2 separate regions of the Homo sapiens genome follow, and region 1 is linked to region 2. Evidence: chromatin loops called from intact Hi-C (ENCODE). Cell type or tissue: CD4-positive, alpha-beta T cell. All regions are shown on one strand. Each heading gives the region's core, and the rest is flanking DNA. Links, peaks and the distances in the headings are about the cores only.

What was found. Hi-C counts contacts between places; a loop is a spot of excess contacts. Peaks named below come from ENCODE experiments on the same cell type or tissue, not always from the same donor. Only the 100,000 strongest peaks of a DNase experiment are listed, where the experiment ranks them.
Region 1: a loop joins it to region 2, with 8 times the contacts of the local background. A loop is called at or near these places in 6 of 110 quality-filtered maps.

The regions. Positions count from the first base shown.
Region 1 is chr3:141,009,930-141,014,325 of GRCh38, reverse strand. No RefSeq gene overlaps it. Among named protein-coding and RNA genes, the nearest start is that of SPSB4, 39 kb to the left of the region's middle. In CD4-positive, alpha-beta T cell, for the core only: a CTCF peak has its summit at 2,625 (motif pointing left); a DNase peak (open chromatin) is centred at 2,605; H3K27me3 peaks cover 296 bases.
Region 2 is chr3:141,449,831-141,454,226 of GRCh38, reverse strand. It overlaps LOC124906291 (a long non-coding RNA gene), which reads left to right. Exons shown (of 2, transcript XR_007096120.1): 2 at 1-4,396. Among named protein-coding and RNA genes, the nearest start is that of RASA2, 35 kb to the left of the region's middle. RefSeq lists an enhancer at 1,956-2,095 and a silencer at 2,889-3,061. In CD4-positive, alpha-beta T cell, for the core only: CTCF peaks have their summits at 1,827 and 2,028; a DNase peak (open chromatin) is centred at 2,006.

The sequences.
Region 1 (4,396 bases), core at 165-4,164, 440 kb after region 2:
AAAACATCACTATGTACCCCATAATATGTTCAATTATAATATGTCCATTTTAAAAATAAAAACAAATAAATAAATTTATTCGCCAAAAAAATAAGTTTTTGAGTATCATTTAAAGAGGATTTCTAATATGTATGATATTTCAGTACACTATAATTATTATTCTTTTTGATGCTCAAATTGTCTCATCTTTGGCCACTGAAAGCTCCTTCAAGTTGGACTCTATATCCTTCTGGCATAGCCTGGAAGTCCTGAGAGCTTTCCTGCTCGCTGGCACAGGATGTCTTAGGCATATCTTGTACGTATCCTGCCCCAGCCCTGGAATCAATCATTTCTCCAAGGAGTCCTGGTTCCTTTTGGTGGTAAATGGTGCTTACATGAACAAAGTCATTTCAAAAGCACTTCCTCTCTGGAAATGAAGCAGACGAGAAGTTCAAAAATCACTGGTCAGATCTTTCCTGGTGCAGCCAGGGGAGGCAGATGCTGCAAAGCGACTTCACTATGTTCAAGATTTTGGCCTCTGGCTGGCCCTGCCGGAAAGGACCATGGAGAAAAGCCCAGAAAAACTAAGGCCAGCTGTCTTCTCATCCTTCCCGGAGAGCAACTGGCCAAGAGCTGACAGGTGTGAGGCTGGTGTTTTCCTGCAGACCTGCTCTCTCTGCTCATCCAGCTGATATCTGCAACAAAGTGTGCTGGGCTTCCTCACAGAGCACTGGACAGTGCTATTGTGAACTGTGTAATGGAAGGGGGAGTGACATGGGAGGAGTGGAGTGGGAGGAGAGGCTAATGGTTACTAAGGGCTTTTTTTTTTTTTTTGAGAGGAAGTCTCGCTCTGTGGCCCAGGCGGGAGTGCAGTGGCGCAATCTCGGCTCACTGAAAGCTCCGCCTCCCGGGTTCACGCCATTCTCCTGCCTCAGCCTCCCGAGTAGCTGGGATTACAGGCGCCCGCCATCACGCCCGTCTAATTTTTTTGTATTTTTAGTAGAGACGGGGTTTCACCGTGTTAGCCAGGATGGTCTCGATCTCCTGACCTCGTGATCCGCCCGCCTCGGCCTCCCAAAGTGCTGGGATTACAAGCGTGAGCCACCGCGCCCGGCCACTAAGGGCTTTTACAATTTCTTATTTAAACCTCATCATGACCCTAGAAGGTAGGTACTACTTGTATCTCCATTGTACAGCTGAGGAAAATGAGGCTCAAACAGGCTCAGTCACTTGGCTAAGGTCACCATATATTAATAATAAGTAAATGGAAGGGTTATAATGTGACCCAGGTCTTTTGGGCTTCATAGCCTTTGTTCTTTTCATGACAATGGGCTCCCTAAGCCTGGGGAGGGAGGTACTTGCATATCAACAACACTAGCAGCAGCCCCAACTGAAATTGGTAAATGCCACCCTAATATCCTTTCTCCCTTCCTTTCTTATTATAGAATTCTGATTTTATAATGGAGAACAATGTGCTCAGCTTGAAAACTACATTTCCCAAGTTATCTTGCAGTTAGGGGTGGCAAATGTGACATGAGTAGAAGTTGTGGCATGGGACTTCTGAGTAAGCTCCTTATAAGGGAACAGATAGTGGCGGGGCACCCTATTGCCTTCCTCCCATTCCTAGCTTCCTGCTTTAACTGTGGCCATGATGACTGGAGCTCCAATATCATCTTGGATCATGCAACAGCCTTGAAAATGGAAGCCTGGCATTAAGGATAAGGGAATAGGAACGGAGAAGGAGGCTGGGTCCCTGATGGATGACCATTAGAATTGACATGCCGGCCCCAAATGCCTATCTTTGTACTTCATTTCTGAGAAAGAGAAACAGACTTCTGTCATGTTTAAGCCTCTTACTTGGGTATTTTGTTCCAGGCAGATGAACCTAATTTAAATCGATATAAACCACAGCATCCAAATCAGACATGATGCAGAATTCTGGAACTTCAGTGATCTCCTAGTTCAGAAGGTTTCAGCCTTCCTGATCAAACTTCCCTTTGTATAACAAATATTTTGCAAGGCCTCCTTTATCATCTTGAAAAAAATGTACATGTAATATATCCCAATCAATATAATGTCCTAATTCCAATATAAAGGAGAAATAAAAGGAAAGTGATTTGTAATAATATGTAGTTTAATATATAGGTGCTCGGGCACAATTTCAGCAGCAGATACGATGAAGCAGTCAGATGCCAATACTTACAGGTAAACTCACTGTGAGCAAAGCAGCTTCAAATGCAGGCTGATAACCAGGGGGGTTATTTGTGACTCAGATACAGGAGTGGTAGTGTCACTGGTGTTGTGGCTGTCTGAAATGGCAAACAACTCTCGGCAAAGTTTCAATCAAACGAATTTTGCCTTGATTTACACAGTAGATGCATTTCTAGGAAACACTGTATATTGAAACCACCCAAAAATACTTCTGTTTATTTATAAAACAGAGTTCTAGGATCAAGTAGTTATGAGCAGGTGGTTCACTACGTCAGTTTCTGGTAGAATACTAAGAATTCATGTGAGGTTCATGACAGCTGTGTTGTATGGAGTTGTCCCACACTTTGCAGGGCTGCCAGCAACCCCCATCCACACCCACCAAGTGTCCTCCTCTCCTATCAGCCTGAAGGCGGAAAGCACCGCTCAAGCCTCCCGAGCGCCCCCTCGTGCACAGTCCTGTTCTTGCTGAGAATCGCTGGCACAGCGCATCTCTCTGAAATGCAGACGTCTCCTCTGCAGCTTCCAGAATGAGAGCAAAATCATCACAACGAGAGTGCCTTCTCTTTCATGCTCCTTCTGGATCTCAGGAACAACTCTAGGGGATGGGTATTATTGTCTCCATTTGCCAGATGAAGAAGCAGAAGACACTGGAAATTACTGATGCTGAAACAGTTGCACCCTGAGCACCTCAACAATTGAATTCTCAGTCTCTAAGAGAAGTAACAAAGAGTAAGGACATCTAACCATCTACACAACTGTCTCTGTTTCATATAGAAACACTTAGCTAACGCTGCAGATTTTTCTCATAAGACACTTGCCATGCCAATTAACTTGGGCTGGGGTAACGAATCCCTGGATAATATGAATTTATAATCTAACGATGTTTTGCTAGTATCATAAGAGTAAAGATGAAATGCCTCTGTGTCACTCTTCTGCTAACAACCACTCAGCCCAAAATGCAAGCTGGATAAGCAGGGACTCCCTTTAGGCACATGGTCCCACAGAACACACACGGCTGGTATTCAGCCGCAAGAAGGAATTTATTATGGGAGTTCCTAAGAGCAATGGCATGAGAGGAATCAATGTGAAAAATCTATATTTCTTCTACCAAAAATTGACCAATTTATTCTCACCTCCCAAATTATGGTTTGACTTTAGCTTTGCGGAACTTGAGGCAAGGTGAATTTACACTGTGATTTCTTTCCTTCATACAGATGAACACCTGACTTACTGACAAAGTTTCTCATATATATATATGAGAATATATATATATTCTTTCTTTTCTCAATGCTCATTTTTTTCTTTTTTTTTTTTTTGGAAGAGGAAAAGACTAAGGCTGGCAAAATTTTCTCTAAGCATACATCAGGCAGCTAAAGGGTTTAAATGAAAGTGCAATTGATTGCTTTCCTCCAGCTGGGGAGGGGATTGGGGTGGGGTGGCATGAAGGACCCTGTACTTACCAGCCTCCTACTGTGTACCAAACCTTCTCACAGGTGCTCATCAAATTTAATGGCCAAAGCAACCGTATTGGTCATTATAATTGCCATCTTACAGATGGGAAAAATAAGAGAAGATGACTTGCTCAAGTTCCCAAGCACGTGCTAGCCTCAGGATTTGAACCTAGATCTGTCTGAACTAGGAAACCGTAGTGATTTTATGATACCCTTTGGTAACCACTTGTTTGTATAACCTTGCCTTCCTCCACTGTTTCACACAGGACATGGTGTTCACTGCCCCACTGGGCATTTTTTTTTTTTTTGAGACAGGGTCTCATTCTGTCACTCAGGCTGGAGTGCAGGAGCGTGATCATAGCTCACTGTACTCTCAAACTCCTGAGCTCAAGTGTTCTTCCCATCTCAGCCTCCTAAGTAGGTGGGACTACAGGCACACACCACCATGCCCAGCTAATTTTTTTAAATTTTTGTAGAGACGAGGTCTCACTATGTTGCCCAGGCTGGTCTGGAACTCCTGGTGTCAAGTGACCCTCCTGCCTCACCTTCCCAAAGTACTGGGACTATAGGCATAAGCCACCACACCCAGCCTTAACATAAATCTTTGCGTGGCACAAAGAGCTGGACTTTCTGCCCTTAGAATTTGTCTCAGTTCCCAAATCTGAAACTCCAGGGGCGCAATCGTAAATGGAAACTCTACTTGCAGGGGCCTTTAGAGAGGAGCTCTTTCTCCTCTCAGCTCTGTCTCTCCCACA
Region 2 (4,396 bases), core at 105-4,104:
GTTGTTTTAAGCCACTGTTTTGTGACACCGTGCAGCAAAAAGATAACCAAACTAAACATTGTTGGCAATGATAATAGTGTTTCCCTCATGGGGTGATATGAGGACTAAATGAGTTAATCTTCATTAGATGCTTAGAATAGCGCCTGGCAGTACTAGTTGCCATACAGAATATGTCGAATAAAAAAAGGAATGACCTAGGTCTCTGAAAGTATTAGAGTCTCAGGCCAATAAACACTCATTTTCAGGAAAGGACAGTATTTTTTATTGTTTTAGCTCTAGGTTCTTCCAAAAAATACCTTAGTCAATGTGGAATAAGTAGGTGGGGATGAAAACAGTGTCTTGGAGACCAAAAGGCTCAGAGTTGGTCCTGTCTGGCCTGGGCAAGCCCCTTAACCCCCTGGTCAGGGGTTTGTGACCAGCCTGGCCAACATGGTGAAACCCATCTCTACTAAAAATACAAAAATTCCCCGGGCATGGTAGCACGTGCCTGTAATCCCAGCTACTCCGGAGGCTGAGGCAGGAGAATCACTTGAACCCGGGAGGCGGAGGTTGCAGTGAGCCAAGATCGCACCATTGCACTCCAGCCTGGGCAACAGAGCGAGATTCCATCTCAAAAAAAAAAAAAAAAAAAAAATCTACCAAATAGCTTAGCCTAGTCTACCTTAAATGTGGGTCAAATGCTTACTTTAGCCTGCAGTTGGGCAAACTCATCCAATGCAATGCTTATTTTATGATAAAGTGTAGAATAGCTCATGAAATTTATTGAATACTGTACTGAGTAAAAAATGGAATGCTTGTATGGGTACTCAAAATATGGTTTCTACAGAATGTGTATTGCTTTTGCATAATCATGAAGTCAAAAAGTTGTAAGTGGAAACCTCAGAAGTCAGGGGTCATTTGTGTTGGTGTTTTCTGGATTCTTCCTTCTCTATACAAGCTTCATGGACGGGACACCTTGCACTCCTAGCTTCAACAATTCTAAAACCCAAAGACTATCCTTGATCCATCCCTAGCCCTCACTTCCCATATATCATCAAACATCACGTCCTGCTGATTCTCTCCCTTAAGTATCTCCCAAATCCTCCCCTTTCTCTCTATCTTCACTGCAATCACATCATCAGTTAAACTAAACTAAATTTGGCCTAAGGATGCCTTCATACTCAAGTCCAAAATGAACTGCAACCTTACTTAGTTGCATAAACTAACTAAATGCCTAAACTAACAGCTGAGTCTCAGTTCAGCAGCTGAGCTTCAGTCAATCTCAGACAGCTGACTGATTGACATAAGGCAAAACAGTGAGCTGTAGCCCATGAAGCTGCCTCTGTACCTTACTTCTTCCATTTTCTTCTTATAAATGCTGCCTGACTACGTTGTAGGCTGGAGTTCTTAAAACCTATTCTGGTTCTTAGGGGTCCCCAATTCACAAATGGTTCTTTGCTCAATTAAACTCTGTTACATTTAACTTGTTTAAGGTTTTTCCAGTTAACAAATCCAAGCCACTATAATCTCTAGCCTGCACAACTGCAGTAGCTTCCTAACTGCTCTACTTCTGGCCGCTACTGTCTTCCAAGCCATTGTCTACATTTCAGCCACAGTGACTTTTTTGTAATACAAAACTGATTAAATATACCTCTTCTTGTCCCAACCTGCTTTAAATAATTCAATGGCTTTCTGATGCTCTTAAGATCTTCTGGATCTTAAGAATAAGATCCAAATTCTTGGCATGACCTTGAAGGTTCTGCATGGTATGGCTCCTGTCCTCTAGTCTGATTTTAAATCAATTTCTCTGTACTCTGGCCACCACTGGCCTCCAAAGAACTGTGTTCCCTCCACAGGCTGCCCTTGATATCTGTTAGTCCCTCAACCTAGAAACTCTCTCTCCTTTCAACTCTTATTTATCTTTCAGACCTCAGCTCAAAAGTTACTTCCTCAGGTCTAGGTCTGAAAACAAAAAGTTACTTCCTCAAAGACAGCCTCCCTTGAACCTCCCAACTAGGTTACATTCCTCCATTAGATGTCCTCAGAGCACCATGCAGCCCTTCTGCATAGCATTTAGTATGGTTGTAAATAATCAGCTTTTTAGCCTTTTGTGTTCCCCACTATGTCACAGGCTCCAGGGACTATTTGTTTTGGCCATTCTTGTGCTGTACTCCCACCTCAAATATATTTTGAATGAATAAAATACAACTTTCAAATCCTTACCTCAAGTCAGTCTCCTCTTCTGAACTTCCAACCCAGGTATCTAGTTTGTTGGCAACACCATCCTTCTAATTGTTCAGGCCCAAACCTTGGTGTCATTTTTGATCCCTCTCTTTTTCAACCCCTGGTATCTACACCATTAGCAAATCTATCAGATCTGTCTTCAAAATACATCCAATATCTAAGCCACACAGAGTGTACCTCCTAATGGAAGAACATAACCCAACCTAAGAAGTTGCCTTGTTTCTTCCTAGACTGTGAACACCGAATTTCTTCGGAATGAAATTGCGAAGGGAAAAAATAGAAAATCTATAGATTATAAGACAGGTATATCAACTAATTGTAGTATGGGACTTTAGTTGGATTCTGATTCCAATTGTAAAAAATATATATATAATGATGAGACAACCAGAAATTTTAACGAATGGAACTTGATATTAAGGAAATGTTAATTTTTAAGGAATGGTAATGATATGGTTATATTAAAAATGTTGTTTACCTTTTTAGAGATGTATACTGACATATTTACAGATGAAATGGTATGATGTCTATGATCTGCTTCAAAATAATACAGTGGAGAAGGAAAGTAGGTGAGGGTATTGATGAAACAACATTGGCTGTGAATTGTTGATTGTTGAATGATGGGTACACTGGGTTTCACCAAACTATTCTACTTCTGCATAGGCTTGAAAATTTCCACATTACAAAATTAAAAATCTATCTCCAGAATGTGACCCATTTCTTACCATCCCCACTACTCCCACCCTCTTCCAAGCCACTGTCATCTCCCGCCTGTGCTGCCACAGTCTCCTATCTCATCTCCCTGCCTCCACCCTTGCCCCGGGCTGTGGTCTATTCAGTACACGCAGTAAGAGTGATCCTTGTAATCATATCAGATCCTTCCACTCTCTGCTGAAGTCCTCCAAAGGCTTCTCATCTTGCTTGGATATTGTGTTAACTCTCTCTGAGTTCATCTCTTACTACCCAGCCCCCTTCTTTGCTTGCCCACTGCCTTATGCTGTCAGGATAGAGGTCCAACTCTGGCAAAGCCAAGGCCCTGATGATGTGTCCCATGTGCCTCTCCAGGTTCATCATCCCAAACGCCAGACTTTTGGAACAACCTACATTCCCCGGTGGCTCCTTTGTTTTAGTTGCTCCTCTCTGGACCCGACGCCTCTGGTGAAGCCCAGCTCCACCAGCCCCCGCTCAGTATCACTTCTCTCTGCTTTGGTTCTAGGCCTCTTAAGAGCTCAGAGTTTTGTTTTATAATCATCTATTGTCTCATCAATCTCCTTCACCAGACTTAAGTTCCTCAAAGGCACAAGCTACCTCACATCTCTGTAGTCCTAGTTCAGCAGTAAAAATTAAGTATATTTTGAATGAATTAATTACAATTTTACATAAGTTAGCATTATTATTTTTTTTTGAGATGGAGTCTTGCTCTGTTGTGCAGGCCAGAGTGCAGAGGCACGATCTCAGCTCACTACACCTCCGCCTCCCAGGTTCAAGTGATTCTCCTGCTTCAGCCTCCCCAGTAGCTGGGATTATAGGCACCCACCACTATGCCCAGCTAAAGTTTTGTATTTTTAGTAGAGACGGGGTTTCACCATGTTGGCCAGCCCATTCCTGAACTCCCGCCTCGGCCTCCAACGTGCTGGGATTACAGTTGTGAGCCACCACGCCCGGCCACATTATTACATCTTTAAAATGTCTGTTTACCAGTTTCTCTAACTGGAATAAAATACTTTCACCTATAATTACATACAAGTCATATATTTTAAAATTATTGCAAAAAAGTGTTTGATTTTCCACAAAAACATTCTAAATAGAATGTTTTAGATGTTACTAATGAAATAATAAAATATAACATTTCTAACTAGTTCTTCATTCGTTGTCTAAATTTAGAGTGAATAGTTCTAAATTGCACACCCAGCCAACTTTCTTGCTCACTGACCATCTTGCTTGAGGAACTGGGTTAGGATGTACAAACTAGGGAGGGAGTAAAGGAGGCTTCTCTCTCCAGAAGAGAAATCAATAGCTGGTCAGGATTTGGGGAGGGCGAGGGGGATGCATTCTCAGATTTGGAGGAAACTGAAGTGGAAGAGCTGTTGCTTCTGTAAAAATAAACTGATAAGAGACAGATGGGAGTGCAACTAAATCAATCAGTAGGTGATGAGAAAAGATGAGTAGCAAGAAT